Regions from separate parts of the Homo sapiens genome. Here regions 2 and 3 are each linked to region 1. A link is a loop called in an ENCODE intact Hi-C map of the cell type or tissue named here. Cell type or tissue: MCF 10A. All regions are shown on one strand.

Region 1 (2,500 bases):
TACTTAAGGTTTTCATAGTGGATTAGAATAGCATTACTTAGCACAGGTGTTTCTATAATTGGGATTCCCTGGGAAACTTCAGTACTGTTCTCGGTAACATTCAGCTTTCCACATAAATGGAAGAGCTATCCAATGTTAATTTGATAGGCTGTGGCATGAAACAGGGAGTGGGGTCCGGCTTGGGGGCCTGTTGCTTCTTTTATTGGAGAAGACATTTCTTGTTGTCCATTAGCATCGGGTTGCTGTGGCTATATTTTTAATTTTTAATTTATACCATTATTTATTTATTGTTGACCAAAATACTGAATGGGCACGGCCAAAGTCAGCCAGGGCTGATTTATGCTCATATAAAACAAAATAGTTCCCTAGTGTCCCATTTTCTTGAAATAAATAGAATTCTTCTCAATTTATAAAGTATATTTAAATAATGTCTATGCATCCAAGTAGCAGGGAAATGACTGAGGAACCCATGGGGCACAGTTCACCGAGGAGGACCTACGGTGTGGCCTTGCAGATGTCCCCAAGCCTTGGAGGCAGTGACCAGGAGTAACAAAGAACAACCGCGATAAATTATTTCAGGATTTAGCTAGGAGGTTCTTAAGCCTGGCATTCTTTTAGTGCAAGGCGTGAATATAGGAAGAACGGTGAGCGAAAAAGGCTTCCATAGGGGTAGGAATGGGAAAATAGAAAATCATTGATATAATTAATAATCATTATTATTTTACCTAATCCATTGTTAGACACTCAGAAGGACTGATTTCCTGAGAAATGGGCGACTATAGAGCTGGGAAATGTTCAGCTCTCGCAGCAGGCGGCCGGGCTGCCTGAACGTCCTTCTCTTGCACGCAATTCTCGTCTCGGAGACCTCCGTTTGTGACCTTGGGTCTGGCCGCGTCCCTGAGTCCCTTTGTCTACTGTTCCGAAGGTGGAGAGGAAGCGGGAGATGAGTCCCAGGGAGTACGGAGTCAGCTCTGAGCCGAGGTCACCGCAGAAGGGAGCTCGGTCTTCGGCCAGGACCGGAGCAGTTGGTATGCCTCTTCGAAGCTGCCCCCACCCTCTGCCACTGCCCTGGGAGTTAGTGTTTGGAGTTTCGGAGCCGCAGCCCCTGACTTGGAGCTGCAGACTCTTTGGCCCGAAGCTTTATACTTTGCTGGGAGAGTTCGCCTTCGCTCGATTCCCGGCTATTGGTTTCAGCTAGTTGGAAGTTTTAGCTCTCACTCCTGTCAGCCCGAGTCTCTGAGGGCAGACGGCGCCTAGCGTGGCCCGCCCGCCCGCAGGGCGCCCTCCCTTTGCTTCTCTTTCAGGCGGTCCCGGGAGGTCGCCAAGGCTGCTGGGCCAGTGTCAGCTGGGTTCGTCTCTACAGCCCCTAGCTGGGCGCAGTCTTCCCCTCGACCTCAAGGTGGCGACTTAGGCACGTAAACAAAGCTCGGCCAAGCCTGACCGCCGGCATCCTCGCAGTTCATCCACGGAACAGTCTAGTTTCCCCGATGCTCTGGAGCGGGCTGAATTGACTGTAAAGGGACTTCCGTTTAGATGAGGAGTTCGGCCAGAATTTCAGAATACGCGCGTGTCTGTGTGTGTGCGTGCGTGTGTGTGTGCTCGTGGGTCCGCGCGCGCGCGTGGAGGCAGCGGGAAGTGGTGATGGGGTGGAAACCCTTGGCCGAACCCGTTTGGGACGCCGCGAGCCTCCTCTCCATCACCTGAGCCCTCAGGCCGAGCGACCCAGCGGGCTGGGGCTTCGGAACCACTCTGCACCGAGAGATGTCTCAGAGTGCGCAACTGGCAAGACAGAGGCTCTGGTTGCCGCCGCCAGCGGTAGAAGATTTGCTAATCTCGTTTTAGTGACACCCATAATTTATGAGTGGAGAGACCTGAAAAATAAAGCCCCCGCCGTGTTTGTGCCCTTCTCCAGGGTGCATGCCGGCTGATCTGAGTGGCAGGGGTAGTTGGGGGTGGGGAAGAGAGACACAGACAGTGAAAGAATAAACGTGAGGCAGTCACACAATCTTACCTCCGGGACGAAAGGACACGGTTCCTAGAACTGAGATTTCCATAGCCCGTCTGCATCCCAGCTGTTTTTCCCGTAGGCGCTTTCCTGCCTAACACCGCCTTCTGACTAACTTGGACAAGGCTTGAGCTGCCCCCCTCCTTTTTTCCTCCCTTTTTTTCTTTCCAGACATTCCCTAAACTCAACCCAGGGCAAATCCAGAAGTCGGTACAGTACAGAGCTTCCATTCAATCGTGGGGGGGAAATCCCGTTTACAGTTTCTCTTAGGCAGATGGAAGAAGTAGATGGTTACAGGACTTTGGCAGGGTGCGTGGGGATGGCATGGCGTGTTAGTGTCAGGGAAGCGCGATTTCTCTTAGGTATTGGTGCTGCAGGTAAGGTTCCCAGATTCCAGCTGCCCTTGTGCAGAGCTGCAGTGTCGGTGAGAGTGGAGGGTGATCCGCGTCTCATTAGAGGGGAATGGAGGAGGGTGACGTGGGGGAGAAATGGACC
Region 2 (2,500 bases), 840 kb after region 1:
TGTTTGAAAGAGCTCAGTCATGGTTAGTTACTATCGCGGAGCTTTTGGAGATCTGATTGATGCTTTGGCTTTGGGCAATTTCTCTGCCAGAGAGGTGAGCTTTTATGAGAATAAAGACATCATGGTTCAGAGAAGCCACCACTGGAGGCAGAAGGCTTCTCAGCTGTCTGTTTAGTGATGCACTTTAAGCTCAGAGACCACTCCTCTTTTAGAACATAAACCATTCCCGCCTGTGTAGTGAATACAGGTGTGGATAGGGCACGCTATTGGCCAGAGGATTTTGCTGCATCTCTTTACATTTCCTAGTGCTAAGGGTCTGCTTCTGCTCTCCTAGGCTTCTGTCCAATAAAAGTCCATTCAAAGAACACCCTCCACCCCTTTGTCATGTTTGAACATTGAGATCTTATACAATAGGGATGGATGAAACTTTATCAGGCAGTTTTAATTGGCCTCAACTCTGGTACCTGCTTTTGTGACCTTGGTAATCAGCCCTCTTGAAAAATCAAAACCCCTCCAGAGTCTGCAGCTTTATTTCCCAAACCCTCACTCTCCTCATGCTGTGGGTCACTTGTACTTGGTCAAGGGAGGCCTGGGGATTCACAGCTCAGGTAGTCTCTTGCTGTGATTGGATTGGGTCTTTCCTGGTTGGAGGTGGCAGCCAAGGAGATTCCTGGACAGCACTGTCCTGGGAGACTATTTGACCAAAGCAGGGCACATTCACCTCTGATGTGAGTTTGTACTCAGGCCTGTTATTCAGAGGAAGCATCAGAAAGAGCGGGGGCCTGAAGGGACCAGGAGATCACGTGCGGGTGACTGTTCAGGTGCTGTGGAGAATCAGGAGATACAAGAGAGGATTAGGCAAAAGAAATCTATTAAATAACAACTCAAACAAATTATTGGAAGTGAAGGACCATTTTTATTCCAGAAAAAGCAGGCTTTGCTAGAGCAGATTGGATTCAGGGCTCCGCATGGCATGTACATATGTACCTCTGTGTGTGTGTGTCTGTGTGTGTGTGTGTGTTACTTGTGGGAGGAGAGGATGAAACACAGCAAAGTGACCCTGAAGTCACTGCACCTGTCCCTTGTTTCTCTAGCCCACCTGCACCCAAGTGAGGAAAATTCAAAGATATTTGGTTATGAACCTGGAAATGACCCTGAATCCCCCACCAGTTCCCTCACATCTCTGCCAAAGACCCATATGACTCACTGGTGCTCCCTGGTGGACATTTGGGTTCTGTGGCTCCACCTGGGACATTGACCCAGTGTTTGGGCCTCTCTTGCTCTCATGAAGAAGGAATGAGGTATCATTGCAGCTGGAATTAGACTGCAGTGCCCAGATACTGCCCCAGCTGAAGTGGGTAGGGCTTTCCTCCCTCTGGTATCTCAACTCTTTATTTTAGGCTTCTCAGAGGAGGACTTTGCTCTTCTCATACACACTTTTGTGACTTGAGGGTCTTGGGGCTGAGTGATTAGAAGACCTATGAGGGAAATCAACCACTGTCTCAGTTCAAAGTCCACAGGCCCCTGGATTCTCTCTACATCACAAAGCAAGCCCTGTCTACGTAGGTAACCCTGGAGAGGCCAATTTGGATTTGGACTGCTGTTCATAGCCTGGGGTCCTTGCCATAACTGATGGGAGCATTCTCAAGGGCTGGCAATGCCCACCAGCCCAGGACAGCTCCATCCAGCTGTCTCACCAGAGCAAGTGTCTCCTGACCTAAGCAGGACTCCCATCCCCTAAGAGGGAGTGTGAGATGTGGAAACCTGGAATGGAATCAGGCGACCTAGGTTCAAAGCTCTGGCCTCTCCTAAGAGTGTGACTTTGGCCAAATCATTGAATCCTTCCAAGTCCCATTTTTCATGATTACAGAAGAGAAATAATAAAATACCTTCCTTACAGGGTTGTTGTGGGAATTAGAGGTGACATGCTTGAAGTGAATGGACTGGTGCCCAGCGGGTCATCACAAAGATAACAGCAGCTTCCATATGTTTAGTTGTTCACTAAATGCCAGACACTAATAAGTTCCTTACATATTTTGGCAAGCCCGGTTTTCATAGGCCATGTAATCATTGAATTAAATAAATGTAACTCTTTTGTTCTATGACTTCATTTTTATTAATTATATGTTTATATAAGCCCCCGTTCTGCATGATAGATATCCAATTCTAGTACTAAGGAATCTGGGTCCTCTCAGGGTTTTCTAAGTTGCTTTGGGTTTAAGCTCAATACATTCAAACTTGTTGCCTTTCTCTTTTTCCCCTTGGTGTGGCATATGCATTCTGGTGTTGAGATGTATCCTGGCATGGGTATGAGTTGAGAAAAGGCTGAGGTTCTGGCCCACAATCATTTTTTTTCCAATTATGGTGGCTGCCAAGATGTGACTCCTGGTCTTGGTCACTGGCACCCTCTCCCAGGTGTGTGGGCACTGCTGTCCCACCTGGTCCTGGCTTCATAGTCTCTCCTTTTCTCTGATATGTCATCTTTCTCTCCTAATTCTAA
Region 3 (2,500 bases), 760 kb after region 1:
TGTACTGGGTTTGTAATCTTGATCCTCTGTTTTCTCATCTGTAAAAGGGGGTTAATAATATTGTCTTTCTCAATTAATTATTACGACAATTAGATGAGCTAATTAAAGCATTGCTTACCTCAGTGCTGACAGCTTTAATAGATGTTAGCATTTCCTGTCGGTATAGTTAATGATCTGCTGATAGGCATTGATATCAGAGAACATCTGATCAGAAGGTGGCAATGAATGGCAGAAATATGTACTGAAAGTGACCCAAAGTTAATTTGTGCCAGCCACAGCATTTGAGGCTGTTGGTTAGTCATTCACAGTAAGACCCCAGATTCTGGCCAGGAGGCCATGGAGCTCAATCTCTCTTCTCCACACTCTTGGTAAGAGGCAAGGGAAAAGGGGGAACTTACGACAGTCAAACAGGGTGTCTTGCCTTAGCCCAGTGCTTTTCCAAATGTGGTCCCTAGATTGGTGGCATCAGCATCACCTGGGAATTTGTTAGAAATGCATATTCTCAGGCCCCACTTGAGACCTACTGAATCAGAAACTCAGGAGTTGCGATGTGGAAATGTGTGCTTTAACAAAGCCCTCCGGGTGATTCTGATGTTCACTAAAGTTTGAGAACCATTCTGTCTTCTCCAGTTGGGCTAGTATTTAGGGAAGTGAGTGGCCAGGATAAGAAGGCAATAACCCTAAAATGCCTTTGCCAATATCTCAGAAACTTGATGTAGACTGTGAATGAGTTAGGCTTGTTAATAGTCAAGGTCCATTATATATATAATATATGGTGTATGTATATCATGTATATAAATACATCATGTATGTTTCTCGAATAAATATATTTATCAAATTTATCAAATAAGTATATCATGTAAATTTATTCCTTTAAATACAGTCAGCCCTCCATATCCATAGTTTCTGTATCTGTGGAGTCAACCAACCACGGATAAAAAATATTTTTAAAAATGGATAGTTGTGTCTGTATTGAACATCTACAGACTGCCCTTGTCATTATTCCCTAAACATTACAGTGTAACAATTATTTACATAGCATTTACATGGTATTAGGTATTATAAGTAATCCACAGATGATTTAAAATATACAGGAGGATGCGCATGGGTTATATTCAAATGTCACATCATTTTATGTAAGAAACTTGAGCATCTATAGATTTTGATATTCGTAGGGGGTCTTAGAACCAATTCCCCAGAATGCCGAGGGACAACTGTATATATTTTTGCTTCACGTCATCTTCATCTTTGTAGATGTGGAATGCTGTTTGGCTATTTTTTAGTGAACTATAATTTTGATTATAAGGAGATAAAAATATGGAAAAACACTTGACTCCCATTTTTAGTTATGGTAAAAGTCTGGAGCTCTCCATGAAACCAGAGTGTCATCTGCCATCTGGTGGCAGCATACCCCACTGACAGGTTTCAACAGCAATAATCACAAGTCAAGGATTTCAGAGAGGTAGAGATCAAGGGGGAATCTGGGGTCTGAAGAACTTAGGGAAGGCTTCTCATCATGCCAAGTCACTACGGTTCCCTCTTGGAGAAGTAAGTGGCATGGAGAAAAATGTGGACGTTAGAGTCAGATGGATCTGGGTTACACCTTAAGTAACTTCAGAAAAGGTACTTAAACTAAGCCTCAGGTTTCTCATTTTGAAATGGAGATGATAGCAATGATAATGCTTCCATCTCTAGATTATTGTGGGGGTCAAATGAGGGAATTTGTGAGAAACAGCTGGACGTGTTTTCAAAACTATTAAGAGCTGCCCAGATGTGAGTTGTTTATTATTTATGTTTGAAACTTGGTCTTTAATTCTGGAATGTAATGTCCTCTGTTGGAGGAATTCTAGACATTAGCAAGCAGGTGGAGGAGCTATTTGGTGTTTGGGTTTGTCTTCAATTTTTTTTTAAAGGACACAGCGGAGGGAGAATGTGCCCTGAGATTACCTCAACCACAAGTTCACTCCTGTGGACTGTTTAGGAGTGAAGGAGGAATGAACAACCAACTCCATCCCCCACCGAAGAAGCAGGAAGAAGACCCAGGATCCTGGCCCGTGTCATTGTGTTGACTCTTGTCCTTGTGTTTTCTCTAACTTGGGGAAGGAAGGATAGAGAGAAAGAAAACTGGATGGAAGTTTGCTGGGAGAAAGGTGGGAGTGAGGAAAAGAGAAAGGAGAAGAGGGAATGCAAGACAGAGGGTGGGAAAGAGAATTAGTACCAGAGAGGATCAGAGTGAGAGGGAAGGGGCACTTGGAAGAAACCAGGTTAAAAGAAGGGTCAAATAGAGGGAGGAAACTAGAACATATGCCCTGCTGCTGTTGCCTTAGTCAGTTCTAGGCCTTTCCAACTGGCAGCACTTTCTGTGAGTCGGCTTTTTGCGACTGAAACACTTCTTTCTTCGGGGACCTTGTGCTTTTGTACATGTGAAGTGTTTGGATCCAATATGCTTAGTGAAAGAGAAGAGTCAGACATTGCTGGAAAAAGAGACCAGATGTCTTTG

Evidence for each region. Hi-C counts contacts between places; a loop is a spot of excess contacts. Peaks named below come from ENCODE experiments on the same cell type or tissue, not always from the same donor. Only the 100,000 strongest peaks of a DNase experiment are listed, where the experiment ranks them.
Region 2: a loop joins it to region 1, with 15 times the contacts of the local background. A loop is called at or near these places in 24 of 110 quality-filtered maps.
Region 3: a loop joins it to region 1, with 7 times the contacts of the local background. A loop is called at or near these places in 12 of 110 quality-filtered maps.

What each region holds. Positions count from the first base shown.
Region 1 is chr11:16,612,726-16,615,225 of GRCh38, reverse strand. LOC105376571 (a long non-coding RNA gene) reads right to left here and starts at 2,422. Exons shown (of 4, transcript XR_931086.3): 1 at 2,012-2,422; 2 at 726-1,511. It also overlaps a transcript of SOX6 not described here. In MCF 10A, a CTCF peak has its summit at 1,394 (motif pointing right); a DNase peak (open chromatin) is centred at 1,425.
Region 2 is chr11:15,769,724-15,772,223 of GRCh38, reverse strand. No RefSeq gene overlaps it. Among named protein-coding and RNA genes, the nearest start is that of LINC02682, 140 kb to the left of the region's middle. In MCF 10A, a CTCF peak has its summit at 1,216 (motif pointing left); a DNase peak (open chromatin) is centred at 1,213.
Region 3 is chr11:15,851,287-15,853,786 of GRCh38, reverse strand. All of the region lies in intron 3 of LOC107984370 (a long non-coding RNA gene), which reads right to left. Among named protein-coding and RNA genes, the nearest start is that of LINC02682, 58 kb to the left of the region's middle. In MCF 10A, a CTCF peak has its summit at 1,390 (motif pointing left); no DNase peak of the experiment used is centred here.